Regions from separate parts of the Homo sapiens genome. Here region 1 is linked to region 2. Evidence: chromatin loops called from intact Hi-C (ENCODE). Cell type or tissue: tibial artery. All regions are shown on one strand.

The links. Peaks named below come from ENCODE experiments on the same cell type or tissue, not always from the same donor. Only the 100,000 strongest peaks of a DNase experiment are listed, where the experiment ranks them.
Region 1: a loop joins it to region 2, with 12 times the contacts of the local background. A loop is called at or near these places in 6 of 110 quality-filtered maps.

Annotation. Positions count from the first base shown.
Region 1 is chr14:68,943,403-68,951,402 of GRCh38, reverse strand. The region is part of intron 1 of ACTN1 (actinin alpha 1); the gene reads left to right. Among named protein-coding and RNA genes, the nearest start is that of ACTN1, 32 kb to the left of the region's middle. RefSeq lists enhancers at 1-31, 32-889, 1-908, 2,766-3,314. In tibial artery, no CTCF peak of the experiment used is centred here; DNase peaks (open chromatin) are centred at 182, 2,517 and 3,400; H3K4me3 peaks cover 2,239 bases; H3K27ac peaks cover 8,000 bases.
Region 2 is chr14:69,039,608-69,047,607 of GRCh38, reverse strand. No RefSeq gene overlaps it. Among named protein-coding and RNA genes, the nearest start is that of ACTN1-DT, 64 kb to the right of the region's middle. In tibial artery, no CTCF peak of the experiment used is centred here; DNase peaks (open chromatin) are centred at 837, 2,257, 4,505, 7,127 and 1 weaker place; H3K4me3 peaks cover 741 bases; H3K27ac peaks cover 8,000 bases.

The DNA of each region.
Region 1 (8,000 bases), 96 kb after region 2:
ATGAGCTGTTTCCTCTTTCTCTCCCTCCTCACTCTGGCTTCCTCTCCTGTAGTGGAGGACGGTGGGGTGGTTTCTCCATAACAGTCTGAGTAAAAAGGCTGGGCCCCTGGGATTGGGCCAAGTCATTCCCTTGTGTCTTCCTAGAAAGGGAAAAAGAGAGTCGGCTGGCTCACTTCCTTCCGGGGAAACCAGCGCCTGAGTCACCCTGGAGTCAGGGCCCAGGGAGGAGCCTGCCCGTCACCCCGTTGCCTCTGGCCATGGGTGGCGCTTCCCTGCCACTGTTTCTCAAAGGGCGGGGGGCCAGGGAAGGCCTGTGCTATCCAGCTGCCCTGCCGTTCGTCTGCCTTCGTCGCTTCTTGGGAGAGTTTCTTGGCCTTCTGCAGGCAGGCTGGTGCTGGTGGCAAGGAGGGCAGGCAGGTGATAACATTGCCCCCCTCTAACTGGAGGTCTTAAACACCCTCCTGAATCACAATTTGAAATGTTTTTGATTTACAAGTCTTCAATATCTGTTTTGTTTTATGATAAAAGTTTGACATGCTTAGGGCCGGACGTGGTGGCTCATGCCTGTAATCCCAGCACTTTGGGAGGCCAAGGCAGCCAGATCACAAGGTCAGTAGATCCAGACCATCCTGGCTAACACAGTGAAACCATGTCTCTACTAAAAATACAAAAAATTAGCCAGGCGTGGTGGCGGGTGCTTGTAGTCCCAGCTACTTGGGAGGCTGAGGCAGGAGAATGGTGTGAACCAGGGAGGCGGAGCTTGCAGTGAGCCGAGATCATACCACTGCATTCCAGACTGGGCGACAGAGTGAGACTCCGTCTCAAAAAAAAAAAAAAGTTTGACATGCTTGTGGTAAAATAAAAAACAACTCCCCACAGGTAACACTGTTATTTTTCTATACCACAGATTTTATATGTTTGATTTATATATATATATATACACACACGCATATATATTATGGTAAAAGATACATAATATGATATTTACCATTTTAGCCATTTTGAAGTGTACGTACAGTTCAGCAGCATTAAGTACATGTATGTTGTTGCGTAACCATCACCAGCATCCATCTCCTGAACTCTTTTTTTTTTTTTTTTTTTTTTTTTTGAGACAACAACTCACTCTGTCACCCAGACTGGGAGTACAGTGGCACAATCTCAGCTTACTGCAACCTCCTCCTCTCGGGTTCAAGTGATTCTTCTGCCTCAGCCTCCCCAGTAGCTGGGATTACAGGCACCTGCCACTATGCCTGGCTAGTTTTTGTATTTTCAGTAGAAACGGGGTTTCATTATGTTGGCTAGGCTGGTCTCGAACTCCTGACCTTGTGATCCGCCCACCTCAGCCTCCCAAAGTGCTGGGATTACAGGTGTGAGCCGCAGCGCCCAGCCCCATCTTCTGAACTCTTTTCATCTTGTAAAACTGAAACTCTGTACCCATGAACAATTCCTGACCCCCAGTCCTGATAATTCCATTCTACTTTCTGCCTCTATGAATTTGACTACTCTAGGGGCCCCATGTAAGTGGAATCATATAGCATTTATTCTTTTGTGTCTGGGTTATTTTCACTTAGCAGAATGTCTTGAAGGTTGGTCCATGTTGCAGCATGTGTCAGAATTTCCTCCCTTTTTAAGGCTGAATCATAGTCCATTGTATGTATGACCATGTTTGGTTTCTCCGTTCATCTGTTGATGGACATTTGGGTTGTTCCCCCCTTTTGGCCGTTGTGAACAGTGCTGCTGTGAATGTGGGTGTACAAATACCTGTTTGAGTCCTTGCATTTAATTTTTTTGTGTATATGCTCAGAAAGTAGTACTGCTATATTTTATGCTGTTACTGGTTGTGCTTCTCAGGCACCTTGGGTCCCCTGGGCAGTGTTGACAGGTCAGCAGAGGGCTTTGGATACCACCCCTTCCCCCTGCCAGCGCCAGGCCTGCCACAGTAGCTGTCTGCAGAGGCTAGGGCTGGCCTGGCCATTTGGGTCCCCGAGGGCACACTGTGGAGCTGCAGAGCTAATGAAAAGTTTTGGAATCTTGTGGTGCAGAAGGGCCTTTTTGGGCCAGGTCCCCACCCTTCCTTCCTCCTGACCTCCTCGTGTTTTGGACTTGGGGAAGGGGGATGCAGCTTCTGGGAGCCCTGGGGAGGCACGGGGACCCCGAGCTTACTTTGGGACCTAGAGGCCCATTCTTCTTATGACCTCCCCCACCCCTGCCTCCAGTTCTTCCTGTCCTGGGCTGTTTTTCTCTCCGAGGCTCTCCCAGAGGGTTAGTGTGAAAAAGATTTTTGGCCCGTTAATTACAGAGACTAATGCAAAACTTCCTAGCTTCCTTTGGAGGAAAATTCTATTTCTTGCTAACAGAGCAGGAGCTCCTGTCCTGATGCCTGCTTTCACCAAGTTGGGCCCCAGAGCAGCTCCTCGCTAGAGCCCTGTGCACAGCTGACTGGTCTCTGTGGGCTCACTGGTTCGAGCTTCATTATGAGCTGCTTTGACCCCCTGGCAGAGATCTGCACGTGGCTGTCTTTTGGGTGCCCCGTGCGCCTCAGGAGGCAGTGTGTCTGTTCTGTCAGCTAGATCACAGCTCTCTGAGAGCAGAGCTGCTGGTTGTTTTTCTTTGTGGCCTGGTAGTGGCTGGTCTGGTAGCCTGTACTTCCTGGATGCCCAGTTACAGAGAAAGAGAGGCCATGAAAATAATTTGGGATTTGGCATTGGAGAACTCCTGGCTTTTGGTTTGGGGCCTGCTCTTTGCTAGCCGGCTTACTTAACCCTCTCGAGCCTGTTTTTCCGTCTCTAAAATAGGGATCAGAAAACCTTACTTCTTTTTTTTTTAAGATGGAGTCTTGCTGTTTTGCCCAGGCTGGAGTGCAGCGGTGCAATCTCGGCTCACTGCAACCTCTGCCTCCCGGGTTCAAGCCATTCTCCTGCCTCAGCCTCCCAAGTAGCTGGGATTACAGGCGCTCGCCACCATGCCCGGCTAATTTTTGTATTTTTAGTAGAGACGGGGGTTCCACCATGTTGGTCAGGCTGGTCTTGGACTCCTGACCTCAGGTGATCCACCCACCTTGGCCTTCCAAAGTGCTGGGATTATAGGCGTGAGCCCACCGCACCCAGCCAGAAAACCCTACTTCTTAATAAGCTTGTTGTGAAGAGTAAATGGGGTCATTGTTATAAAGTGCGTAGGTAAGTGTCAGTGAATGTCAGCTTTTGTCACCGTTGTGCCTCTGCTAAGTGGAAGGGCCTGGGGGGGACTCCCTGCAGAAGGCCAACTTCCTAGGACCTCTGTGTGCTTTCTGTCCATCCAAGCCCTACTCCCCTGGGAGAGGCTGCGTGTGAGGTTGTCTGGTTGGGTGGCAGCAGCTTCCCCTGCAGAAGGAAACTGCTTCCTCCCCAGGGAGATGGGAGTTGCTAAACTCTGGCTTGGGCCGGCTGTGTGCTCTAAGCAGGGATTATGTGCGTGTGTGATGAGGGCGGTGCCTTGGGCTTCATTCCAGATACACCGTGTTCTCTGACCTCGCACTCCCTTCCTTGGAGCCCCTCACTCCAGCACCAGGCATTGTGGCTCAGAACTCCCACTGCTCCGGATTGCTATTTGACAGTTTCATAGGTGGGTCCTACTTCCCTTTTTAGATGATAGGCTCCAGGACCTCCATATTCCTCATATTTGGGGACAGAAAATAAGAGCTTCTCTTTCCATGCAGTAGGATGCCCCTTTCTCCTGTGGGATGATTGGGACCGGCCTGTCCAGGCTTGGGGGAGGGAATAGGAACGGGAACCCTGCTTGGAGCTGCATTCTGTGTTCGGCCCCTCCCTGCAGAAGACTTCACCTTGCAGAGACTGCAGAGTGTTAGGGAGAACCCAGCTTTGGAGCCAGCAGCACTGGTGTGGAGGCAAGCTCTGCTGTCTGACTTGCTGTGTCCTTGAGCTGGTCCTTATTCTGAGCCTCAGTTTCTTCCTCTGTAAAAAGACAATCTGTCTTGCAGAGTTGTTGCCGAGACTAAATGAGATGATGGATGTAAACCACCCAAGCTGGCATCCCATACCTGGTAGGCTCCCTAAGTGTGTTGTTATTTTGTGTGTGGATGGGCCAAGGGGTGCTTTTAGCGAACCATTCTTCTCCACACAGAGGTGTGGTGAGACAGACTTCCTATATACATTTCTGTAGCCCAGAGTTGCCCAAACTTGCCTGATTATAGGATTCACATGGAGTACTTGTTACTTGTTAAAATACCAATCTGTGAGTCCCATCCCAGAACTCCTGAACCAGAATGGTGGTTGTTGGGGTGAGGGGTCTCTACTTTTAACCTTTTTTATAATCGGGCCAGTCTGGGAAATGCCGTTTCCCTCAGATTGCTCTGCCAGTTGCTGTGTCATTCCATCTTCACGGGGGCCCATTGGAATGAGACAAGTATGGCCCCTTGGAAAGTGGGAGACTTTGCAGGTGAGACTGAAGCTTGAAGGGGCTGGCCTGAGGCCCTGAGCTCCTTGTGGTGGAAGCAGATTTAGAACTGAGATCTCCCAGTGATGTGTGTCCATTGTGCCTGCAAACATTCCACTAAAGCATGGAAAAGGTGAAGGTGGGGATGGAGAGAGATGGAGTGACAGGAAGGAGGTGAGGGCTGAGGGCCTCCATGATGGCCTTGGGAACCTGCAGAGACTAAGTGGGGGATGGATGGTGGGACAGAGCCCTGAGCCCCACTAGGATGCTTCCCCAGGTGTGCCTTCTGAAAACCAGGGCCCCAGTGAGCATGTGGGGCCTTGGGCTTCTTAGAACCACTGGGAATCCACAGGTGTCAGAGCGTAGGCGCGGTCTTAGGCAGCATGGACCCAGCGGGAGGGGCTGGGACTCCTCCTCAGGGCTGCTGGTGGAGTCCTGGAAGTCCTGTGGGTAGGACTTCTGCCACTTCTCCCCTCTTCCTCTGCCTTTTTTATTGGGCTGGGAAGTTTTCTAGAAGCACAGGCAGGGCTGGCTCCCTTGTTCAGATAGGGAAGTTGAGGAATAGGTATTTCCAGGGTCAGCTGATGATGCCAGGAACTGGGGTCCCACTGCCTTGTCTGCTTCCTCCTTCTCAAAGTTGGCCTGGTCCATTAGAGAAAACCCCTTTTAGGTCCTTACTATGTCATCCTTTCCAGTTTACCCTTAAGAGGCCCTTAAGGAGGATTTCAACCTCTGCTGGGCCCCACCCCCAGAGGGTGACTTGATTGGTGGTGGTGAGGTGGGCTGGTGGGCTGGTGGGCTGTGAGCGGAGGGGCCCTGTTACGGACAGTTGTGAGAGTGTGGCCGGGGCACGGTGACCTGCTGCCAGGCCCTGGGGAGAGTCACGCTGACTGAGCCTGTGGTTGAAAGTGTGTGACTGCCACCGCGGGTGGAATTCTGGCTCCTGCATCTACTGTTCGCTGTGACCTTGAGTGGCTGTGAGCTCTTGGCCTCGGTTTTCTCATCTGTAAAATGAGATGCCTTCTGGGGTGGTTAAGATTGATTGGGTTGACACTGGTAGAACACTTGGGGCAGTGGGTTGGGAGTGACATCCTGATCTCTGAAGCTCTTCCACTCAGACCTTTCAATTAGATCTGCAGCCTCAGGACTTTGGACCTTTGGGGACTGCTGTGAACAGCGAGCTGCCCCAGGTGTCTGGGCAGGCAGGGAGTATGGGTGCAAAGCTGTGGCCTCTCTGCCTGTTCCTCCTTCTGTTGGCTCAGGTCTGAAAATCTGGGTGTGGCCTCTGCCCCTCCTCCCCGTCTCTCCTGAGTATCTCTTGTATCCACCTGCTTCTCCCTCTCCTACACTGCCACCCTGGACTGGCTCCCTTTGTCTCTGGCTGGGACCTTTTCGTGATCTTGTGCTTGGTCTCTTTTCAGCCACTCTTTTCCATCTCTGATCTGCCCTTCCCATGGCATTTAGAGGTCTCTTTCTAAGATGCAGGTGGAATTATGTAACCAGCATCTGATTGGCACTCCCAGCCCAACTCAGCCCGCCACAGCCCCATTTGTTTCTTTCAGCTAAAATAAAATGTCTTCGGTGACTTCCACTGCTCTCAGGAGAAACAACAGCTGCAGGAACCCGAACACCCATGTGGCTAGTTGATCTCCAGTCTCTGGCACCCTCTTCTTCCCTCCTGCACTGTGACTTTTTTTTTTTCAGTTTTTTGAACAGACCTTACTCTCTTTTCTCTGGGGCCTTTGCTGTTTGTTTGTTTTCTTCTTCTTCTTCTTTTCTTTCTTTCTTTCTTTCTTTTTTTTTTTTTTGAACCGGAGTCTTACTCTGTTGCCCAGGCTGGAGTGTAGTGGTGCAATAGGCTCACTGCAACCTCCGCCTCCTGGGTTCAAGCGATTCTCCTACCTTAGCCTTTTGAGTAGCTGGGATTATGGGCACGTGCCACCACACCCAGCTAATTTTGTATTTTTAGTAGAGACAGGGTTTCACCATGTTGCCCAGCCCCACACACGCGTAGGGTGACCTACAGCTACCTGCTCCACACACGCATAGGGTGACCTACAGCTACCTGACCCACACACGCATAGGGTGACCTACAGCTACCCGCCCCACACACGTGTAGGGTGACCTACAGCTCTGCCTATACCTGTTATGCTGGTGTAATTATTAGTAGACCCCCTGGTGCCTTGGTTTGGATGACAGGTTATGTGGGCCCCCTTCACATTTACGAACTTTTCATCTAATACTCCCCAGCCTTATAGATTCACTGACTCCCTTGGGGCAGTGATCAGACACACTGCCCCCCTACAGCCCCCCAGGATCAGTTCAGGGTCCTGTTTTAGCCTTATGCCTTCCAGGACCTTTCCTATAGGCACTGGATCTTAGTGTACAAAAATACACGCATTGATAAAATCTTTGCTTATTGTTTGTCTTCTCCATTAGACTGCAGGCTCCATGACTTAGGACAGTGCCTGTATTTGCCCACGATGTAACCCTAGTCCCTGATACAGAATGAGTGCTCAGTAAGAATTTATGGAAGGAAGGAATGAATGAATCTGGCTGCAGCTGTCTGGCAGGGGAGGCCTGGAGCCTGGGCGAGTCTGTAGAATCTGCAGTGGCCTGCGTGAGGGAGGCTGCCAACATCGGGCCAGTCCAAGCCCTAGCAAGCCAGTTGCCCACACTCTGGCACACATCATCGGCTTGGTGGCCCCTTTAATTATTCATCGGTCTTTCTCAATGGCCTTTGTGTTCAGAAACCCAAGACAGAATTCAAACCCTCTTTCCATCTCCCTAAAACTGAGACCTGGAAGAAAAACCTGCTGGCCCATTCTGCATCCCCAGGGGGCCAGCAGGTCCACAGCCTCCTCTCGTGGCTGGCTTTAAGCGTTGAAGTGTCCTGGGCTGCCCTGTGGCTCTCCTCCCCAGTCCACTGGGCTCAGGGACTGCCTGGGCACAGCTGAGTGGGTGCCCGTGTGGCTTGAGACTGAGCAGGGACTGGTGCAGGCTGGTGGGCAGAGCTGGATGAGTCCCCATCATTCCCCAGCCTGAACGGAGTCTGAAGGCTGGCCTGGAAGAGTTTAGCCTCCCAGCAGAGTGGAGCAGGCTCAGGCTTTGACCGACCTAGTTCACACCTCAGTTCTGCCTCTTGCCAGCTGTGTGACTGTGGGGAACTGGCCCTTGGTGTCCTGTTCCTTTGTTCCTTTAACCTAGAATTGTTGAGTGGACTTGCTGAGATGGCGCATGCCTCGTGGGTGATGATAACAGTGAGTGAGCACTCACTGAGGGTTATAATGGTAGCCAACATCTTTGAGCAACCCTAGGATATGATTCCCTCTCCTTCCCTCACCTCCCCTTGGGGCTCCCTGAAGTCCACGTTGCCATCAGTGTCCCCATCTTGAAACTGAGGATGGAACGCTGATCTTTCCTTTCAAGGTTGGGGGGAGGGGGCTGGGGAGCCGAAAGCACCCCAGGGCTGCCCTTGCTGCAGTGTCTGAAGTGAAGCCTAGGAGCCCCGGTGCTGGTGGGCAACAGCAGGCGTGGATCTCTCTGATCTTTGAAGAGGACTGTGAATA
Region 2 (8,000 bases):
TCTGTTCCAGCTCCTCTATGTGTCCCTCCTGGGGATCAGAGGGCTTTCTAGCTCCCACTCTGATGAGCTGTCATTCTTAAAACATCTCTGTAGTGCCCACCAGAACCAGTGAGCCAAGATCTTTGGCGAGTGTACAGCTGCTCAGAGCCTCAAGCTTTACCTCTGTAAAATGGGTTCAGCACATTGTCAAGAGATCAAATGGGCAGATATGTATATATATGCTATATATATGTTATATACAAACTATGATATAATATACAATGATTATATAATATATATAAGCTATACATAGCTTGGGACAATGCCTGTTATTTAGAAAGCACTGAAATGTTTGCTATCATTAGTACATTCTCTCTTTTTTGCTTTCATTGCTTGTTGATACCAGTGTGCACACCATGTAGAAGACTTTTTTGGATGGGGTCTGCTGAGAAAGTAACCTCTCCTTCCGAGAAAGAATGTACTGTACCCTAGTAAGTCTTAACCTGAAAACAAAAAAAGAGTAAATTATTCCCATTATGGTGGACCTGACTAAAGCAGAGTTTGGGGCCTTGTACACGACCTCCGACTTGGGGAGCCAACTGTCTAGAGGCTCCACCTGAAGCCAGGCCTGGCTGACAGAGGCCTCTCAGCTCCTTGCTTATGACGACCCTTACCTTGAGTGCCTGACCTCCTGACAGCCTCATTGATTCCTGGAATTTGGTGCCAACTCTCCACTTTCTGCAAGTCTGCAGGGGTTGGAGTGAGTAGTGGCAGATTTTATTAAACTATAGTCTTAATATGGTGGTGCTGAAGATGACAGGCCTCAGGGGCTGGGACGGCAAACTTCTCTCCAGCCTTCAGAGCTAAAAGTTTCCTATCTGGCATTGGGCCAGCGCTAAGAGAATCAGGAAAGTGGCGAGCCATGGAAATGCTTTGCGTCTCTGCCAAAGAAAAGTTTTGACCAGAGTTTTCCATGCAGGATTGGTGTGTGGGTGTGCATGCACACGTATGCATTCGGTAACATCTGATTCAAGAAGAAGCCAAACCGTAAAACAAAAACAGAAGTCTCACTAGGCCAAGGGGAAGAAGGGTCAGAGTGCAATCCTGGCCCACTAAACCCTCAGGACAGATCTAGATGGAACCTGGATCCCAGGAGCACATGCGTGGCACTTGGAGAGGCAGCAGAATGAGAGGAAAGTTTTGAATTGCTGGTGGAAAAGAGGCAATGGAATTATACTTAGGGAAAAAAGCTTTTCAAATAAGACACATCTGCCAGAAGAGAAGCCAGAGCAAGGGTGGGGACATGGGGAGGGCAGAGAAGGAGTCCAGGCCGAAATAAGCATTTCTGAGCTTATCCTGAAGGAGAGGGAGTGGTTAGCTGCATCACCCAGTTCAGCTCCCTCATTTTAGAGGTTGAGAGGCAAGGCCAGTGAGAGGCTGGGCTTGGCCTTTGAGGCTATGCTCTCCGCACATCTTGCTGCTTCCTTCCCTAAGATGTGATTCTTGGTTGGGGAAGTGCTTACCTTGACCTCCCCACCCTCACCCAGCATGACTCCAGCGGGGACTCTTACGACAACATGCAGCAGTAGCAAGGAACTGAATATGGTCTGTGAGGAGGCAGGGTGAGGGTGGAGCCTTTGGCAAAGGAAAAAACAGAGTCAGCTGTGCTTGGATCACCCTCACCCCTAGAAAATCATCACTCAGACTAACGTGACTTGTCTGCACCTCGCTTAGCAACTCTAACCATTCCCAGGTTGCTGAATGCTGTCCTGGTGTTTCAGCCCCCTGGAGATGTAAATGAATCCTTTGGATGACTTTTAGAGAAAAGCAATAAACATGTTGGGGTACTGGAAGAAAAGACAAAAGGGACCAGAGGGTGGGAGCTGAATCATTAGGTTTTAGGTATGCAGAGGCTTTAGAATGGGAGAAGACCTTTCAAGTTGTAAGCACCCAAGGGCCAGAAGAGGAAAGGACAAGTTTTAAATGGAATATGCCCAGTTGCAGACCCAAGAAGACTGGCTCAAATTGCTGTTCCCTTCTTGCCTGTTGGGTCCTGGTAAGGTCTTTTTCCTAAACTAGCTGTGATAAGCAGCTTATAGCTCATATCCTGTTATCTTTATCCTAGTTTTAAACATCCCTGCTCAAAGCAAACTCAAGCACTTTGTTTCTCAAGCAGCTGCCTAGGTTGGAATTCTATGGGCCGAAGCTGCCAAGTTTAGCCTCAGTGGGGAAGGCTGGTCAGCGCCAATAGGTGGAACAGCTGGCCCAGACTGTCTCATTCCAGGTCTGGCTGACTGCGGGGGCGAGAGTTGGCATAAAGATGAATTTGTCCTTCTGCTCAGGCTGGTGTCCAAATCCTGCAACTCCCCCAGCTTGTCCTTCTTTGGAGAGACCCGTGGAGATGTCCCAAGCTTGGGGCCCCACTGAACCAGGGTGTGTGGCATGTTTCTCATGAGGCTGGCTGAGTCAGCAGTTACATTTGATCTACTGACCCTCCCTCTCCTCTCCTGACTTGGGGTCCAGTAGGCAACCTCACTCCCTGCTAAGACCAGCGAACATGCTTGAGGGATCACTGAGGGGTAGGAGTGTGGACCCTCTGTCTGCTACACACTACACTGTTTCTGCTGCTTCATCCCTTGGGTCAATATGGGTGGCTTAAAGAATTCAGGAAAAGGTGAGTTCTTGGATTTCACTTGGAAGGAAGGAAAGAGTTGGCTGGACTGATTCTAATGCTGGTGCACTAGGGAGAAGGGGAGCCAGGAGGAAGGCTGGGGACCCTGAAAAGGTGGAGGACCAATGGTGAACGTGCCTCTAGGGTCTCCTTGGAAAAGAAGTCAAACTTACTGGATAAACTGGAATTGCCAGGACAGCAGGTCTAAGAGGCCAAGCTAGGTCTTCATTCAAGAGGATTAACTCATTTGTGTCCAACCAGATAACTTAGACTCTCTGTTCTAATTGGAATTGACTCTTGTGATTGCTAATCCAGTAATGGATCAAGGACTCTGCACTTCAGCCGTGGGTGCCTACAGGGTCAGGGACAAGTCCTTGACAGGCAGAAGGAAGATCTCTTGGCCAGGCCCTTACCATGAGCACCTGACCTCATGGCAGGTGACAGCCTCTTGGATTCCTGGAATTCCTGGTGCCAGGTCTCCACTTTCCTCAAGCTCCAGCGTTCCCACCTTCAATGTTTAGAATAACAGGAAACTCTAAGATGATCTATGGGTAACTAAGGGCAAAACTGCTCTGTGTGTGTCTGCAGTCCATAGAGGCCACACTGTGGCCCACAGGAACAGTGCCTCCTCACCTGTGTGCCACTATCCTGCAAGCTCCATCCATTGGAGCAGCCAGTCCAGGAAAGGGAGTTTCTTGAGCCCTGCAGTTCTCCTTCCCTTCATTCACTCCCTGCTGCCCATGCTGAGGACGCTCCGGGCTCTCCTGGCAGGCTTGCATCCTCCCCTGCCCAAACGCCCTCTTTCCCCTCCTCCCCTCAGGCCAACTAGCCCCAAACAGCAGGCGCAGGAGCCCAGGTTGTTGCAAAGTTGGGGTGGAGGGAAAACCTGAGCCCAGCGCACATCCCTGGACCCTTGCCAAGCCCACAGTTACAAGGTCTTTCTTCTTCTTCTCAGCCCCCACTGTGACTTTAGGGGTCAGGAGGGGTTCAGCTGCCCAGTTTCCCAGACTGCTTCAAACTTACTCCCCTGAGGAAGCATTGCTGGGGTGAGGGTGCCACTCTCTGCCAGGGACAATGGGATCAGAGGGCAAGAATAAGAAGTGTCTTCCCGTCATTCCTGCTTTCTTGTGACCTAATGAGCTTATTCTGGCTCTAAACTGTCTCCCTGAGCCCTGAGTCCCTTCCTGGTGCCAAGAAACCTCTTCCCCTCATGCTCTGAGTCACAGCTTAGTTGTCTTAGAAGAGCAGAAGTAGGAAGTCAGAGAAAGACGAGGGCCTCGGTGGGGTGGAAAGTGGGGGTCCCAGAGAGCATGAGGTAGTAGGAAGAATGTGATGTTTAATCACAGTGTGATGCTTTGAGGCATGGGCCAAGTCACTTTCTTCTTCTGACCTTGAATTTCTTCATCCACAAAGTTGCGACGAGGCTTACCTTGCAATGCTCTCCTGTGGATTAGTGAAAACATACACAAAGCACCTAGCACAATGCCCAGTAGGAACTGGGTAGAAAGAGCAGCTGTTATTGTCATCATAATCCTGTCTTTTTTCAGGTCCAATGACCTGTTGACTTTGGCTCCACTGCCATGATACTGTCCTTAAGCAAAATGTCGGGGACAAATAGAGGTAGAAAGTACTGGTGACTTCTCCAAAAATGTCATCTCTTCCTCCCTCTCTGCGTTTATGAGAACATAAATAGAAATGAAGCTCAGTGTTGTGAAATTCAGGGTTCCTTTTTTGCCCTAAATACTTCCAAATAAAGCCAGCCACAGGAGCTGCTCCACAGAGCTAGGATTCAAAAACCAGAAGCTGGTGAGGGGAACGGAGTGGCAGCAGCTGGAGGGAGCCCGAGGCGCTCCCAGCCCTGCTTCCCCTCCCAGCTGCCAGCCAGGCGCTCACAGTGACCTGCCCAGTCTGTCCCAACACTGCCCGATTCACTCTCACCTCTAGCCTGTTGAGCAGGAGTATGGCTTTCACTTTAAGAAAAGCCAATTATGAGAAATCCAAACTTAGGAAACCATAACGAGGACAAAGGGATTCACATGACATACAAATGGGTTCTTTGCAAAAGACTTCTGATGATGCCCATCTGTTGTGTAAAAAGAGGCACCCTTGGGTGTAGGGATCTAGGGTAAACTCTGAGTGAGTCCTTTAAAAAGAAACGACTTCTCGTCAGTAGACTCACAGTGATGTGATAACCTGAAGGTTTGCTGGAATGATTGATTGTCCCCAAATATAGGAAGTTTCCACAAGAAAGAAATGTTTCAGGCTCTTCTGCTCGTGAGGATTTTATTTTCTCTAGGAAACAACCAGAAGTCAGAGGTAAAAGTTCCTAGCTAATCATTTGAATTCTCCCTTTCCTTTCGTCTCCTTGGTGATTCTGGGTGCTGGGAAGTGTTTTAGGAACCAGTTATTTCCCAGCATCTCCTCCCCAGTCATAAAACACAGAAATGTTCATTACAGGTCAAAGGACTTTGCACCCCAAGACAAAGGAAAGTTCTTGGGAAGTAGTTTCCCTTAATAATCTTTATCCATAAGGGATAAAGAACAACCTCCCTTAATGAGACCAGAATGTTTAAAGGGAATCAGTGCTCTAGAAACAGCAAAGTGACATGAGACAAATAAAAAGAGGAGTCTACCTCTAGCTTTCAGTAGGCACGGTATACCTCGGCACTGATGTACTGAAGCTTTGCCAACCTGGATAGTGAGTGCATTTCAGCTATTATTTCTGCTTGGTAAAATGCATGAATCCATGTGTCCCTAATCTTGTTGCCTGCTGGTAGGGGAAAGATTTTTCATGATCCAGCACAACTCAAAGTAAGTATGCATGTTTCTATGACCCAGCAAACCACTCCTGAACATAAATTCTAGACATTCTCCCCCAGGTCCTGAAGGGGACACATGCCGAGATGGCCATTGTGGGTTTGTGTGTGGTGACAGGGAGCTGGGGGAAATGAGGCATTCATCCCTGTGGGAGTGGACGTGCACACGTGCTCGCAGCCCACCCCCCGGGGGCCACACGGCAGCTGGAAGTAATGGATCAGGAGTACTCCTGGCAACATGGGTGGATCCTAAAAACACGGTGTTGAGTGAAGAGATTAAGACAGAATAATAGCTAAAACACAATAGCATGTATGTGAAATGTACAAATGCATGCAGGCAAAAGAGGAATACACATTTTTCATAAAATGCCATAAAATGAAGGATATACACTACACACACTAGAGTTGTGACCTATGTGGGGAGGAAAATGAGGGTGGGGAGTGGGGAGTTATTTACTATACATAAATAAATCAAGAGAAGAGGTGACCACCCACAACCTTGTACACTCTGTTCGGAGCATAATTATTCGTAATACCCAGAAAGTGGAAACAACCCAACTGTGTCCATCAACTGATGAAGGGATAAGCAAAACGTGGTCTGTCTATACAAGGGGATGTTATTTTTTGCCATAAAAAGGAATGAAGTACTGATTGATGCTACAATATGGATGAATGCTCACATGAGCATTTGAAAACATTATGCTGGCCAGCCACGGTGGCTCATGTCTGTAATCCTAGCACTTTGGGAGGCTGAGCCACAAGGATCACTTGAGGTCAGGAGTTCGAAACAACGTGATCAACATGGTGAAACCCTGTCTCTACTAAAAATACAAAAAAGTTAGCCAGGCATGGTGGTGGGCACCTGTAATCCCAGCTACTTGGAAGGCTGAGACAGGAGAATCGCTTGAACCCAGGAGGCGGAGGTTGCAGTGAGCGGAGATCATGCCACCGCACTCCAGCCTGGCAACAGAGCAAGACTCTGTCTCAAAAAAAAAAAAGAAAAGAAAAAGAAAACATTATGCCAAGACAAAGAAGCCAGTCACAAAAGGACACATATGATTCCATTCATATGAAATGTCCAGAATAGGCAAATCTATAGAGACAGAAAGTAGACTAGCTTTGCCAAGGGTAAGAGGAGGAGTTCAGGGGGAACTTGGGAGTGACTACTAATATAGGGGGTTCTCTTTTGGGGTGATGAAAATGTTTTCAATTTAGATTGTAGCATCATTGTAACAACTACTTAGTAAATAAATTAAAAACCATTGAATTGTACACTTTAGATGAGTAAATTTTATGGTATATAAATTATAAATTATATTTCAGTAAAGATACTTAAAGTTGGCTGCAGTGGTGTGTGCCTGTTACCCCCATCACTCAGGAGGCTAAGGCGGGAGAATCATGCCTCTTGGGCTTGAGTTTGAGACCAACCTGAGCAACATAGTGAGATCCCTTCTCTATTTAAAAAAATAAATTAAGATGTCTAAAAAGAAAAACCGAGAAGAATGAGATAGGATGCTCACGTGAGTTGCCCTTGGGTAATTCCTCTTTGTGCTTCTGGTTTCATATGGGAACTGGGTTTCACCTACCTTAACCCTGCCCATGGCCATTGCCCTCAAATGATGCACACTTGCCTCTGGTCCTTCAGGCTTGAACACCAGCACTGGCCAAGGGCTCCCTGAAATGGACTCAAAGCTGACTCCAGGGGTGGACTGACTGGCTAACTCCATAGCTACCAGCTACCAGACCACTTCCTCCTCTCCCTAAAGACACTCATGGCCAGACTGTGTTGGAGGCTTTTCTCACAATGGAAGTTGGAAGGGACATTCAGGGCCTTTGGTATTCTGTTAACTGAACATAAGTTTGTTATCAGCAGTGTGAGTATAAGAAGGTATTTGTTTCCTTTCTGATTTTGCCAGTACCAGCTGTGACTTTATTTTTGAGACAGAGTCTTGCTATGTTGCCCAGGCTGGAGTGCAGTGGCTATTAACCGATGTGATCATGGCTTACTATAGCTTTGAACTCCTGGACTAAAGTGATCCTCCTACCCCAGCCTCCCAAGTTTTTGGGACTATAGGCATATACCACTGAACCTGGCTAGCTGAGTGACTTTAAAATTCCACCTAACTTCTCTGAGCCTCAGTTCCTCTCTCTGGAAAGTGGGCATAAAATTAACTGGAGCAGTTCGGGATAGTAAATGAAGTAATATACATGAACTCACCTAGCAGTGTACCTAACTCATAGATGACACCTGGTAGGTATTTGCTGAAGCTACCTTTCCAAAACCTAATCTGCTCCTCCAAACAGACAACTAAAAACACCAATGTAATATTGAGTTTGGGGAAATTGGTAGAAGGGTCCAGATAATGGGAAGTAAAGTCTTCATCTTAACTGGAATTCTACTATGTGCCAGTCAGTGTTGGGTGCTGGGAAAACGAAGATGAATAAAATGATTTTCTGAGCCAGCTATCTTGGGTACAAGAGACAGAAACCCAGCGTAAACTGGCAGCAGCTGGAAAGGGAGTGTATGGCTCCCT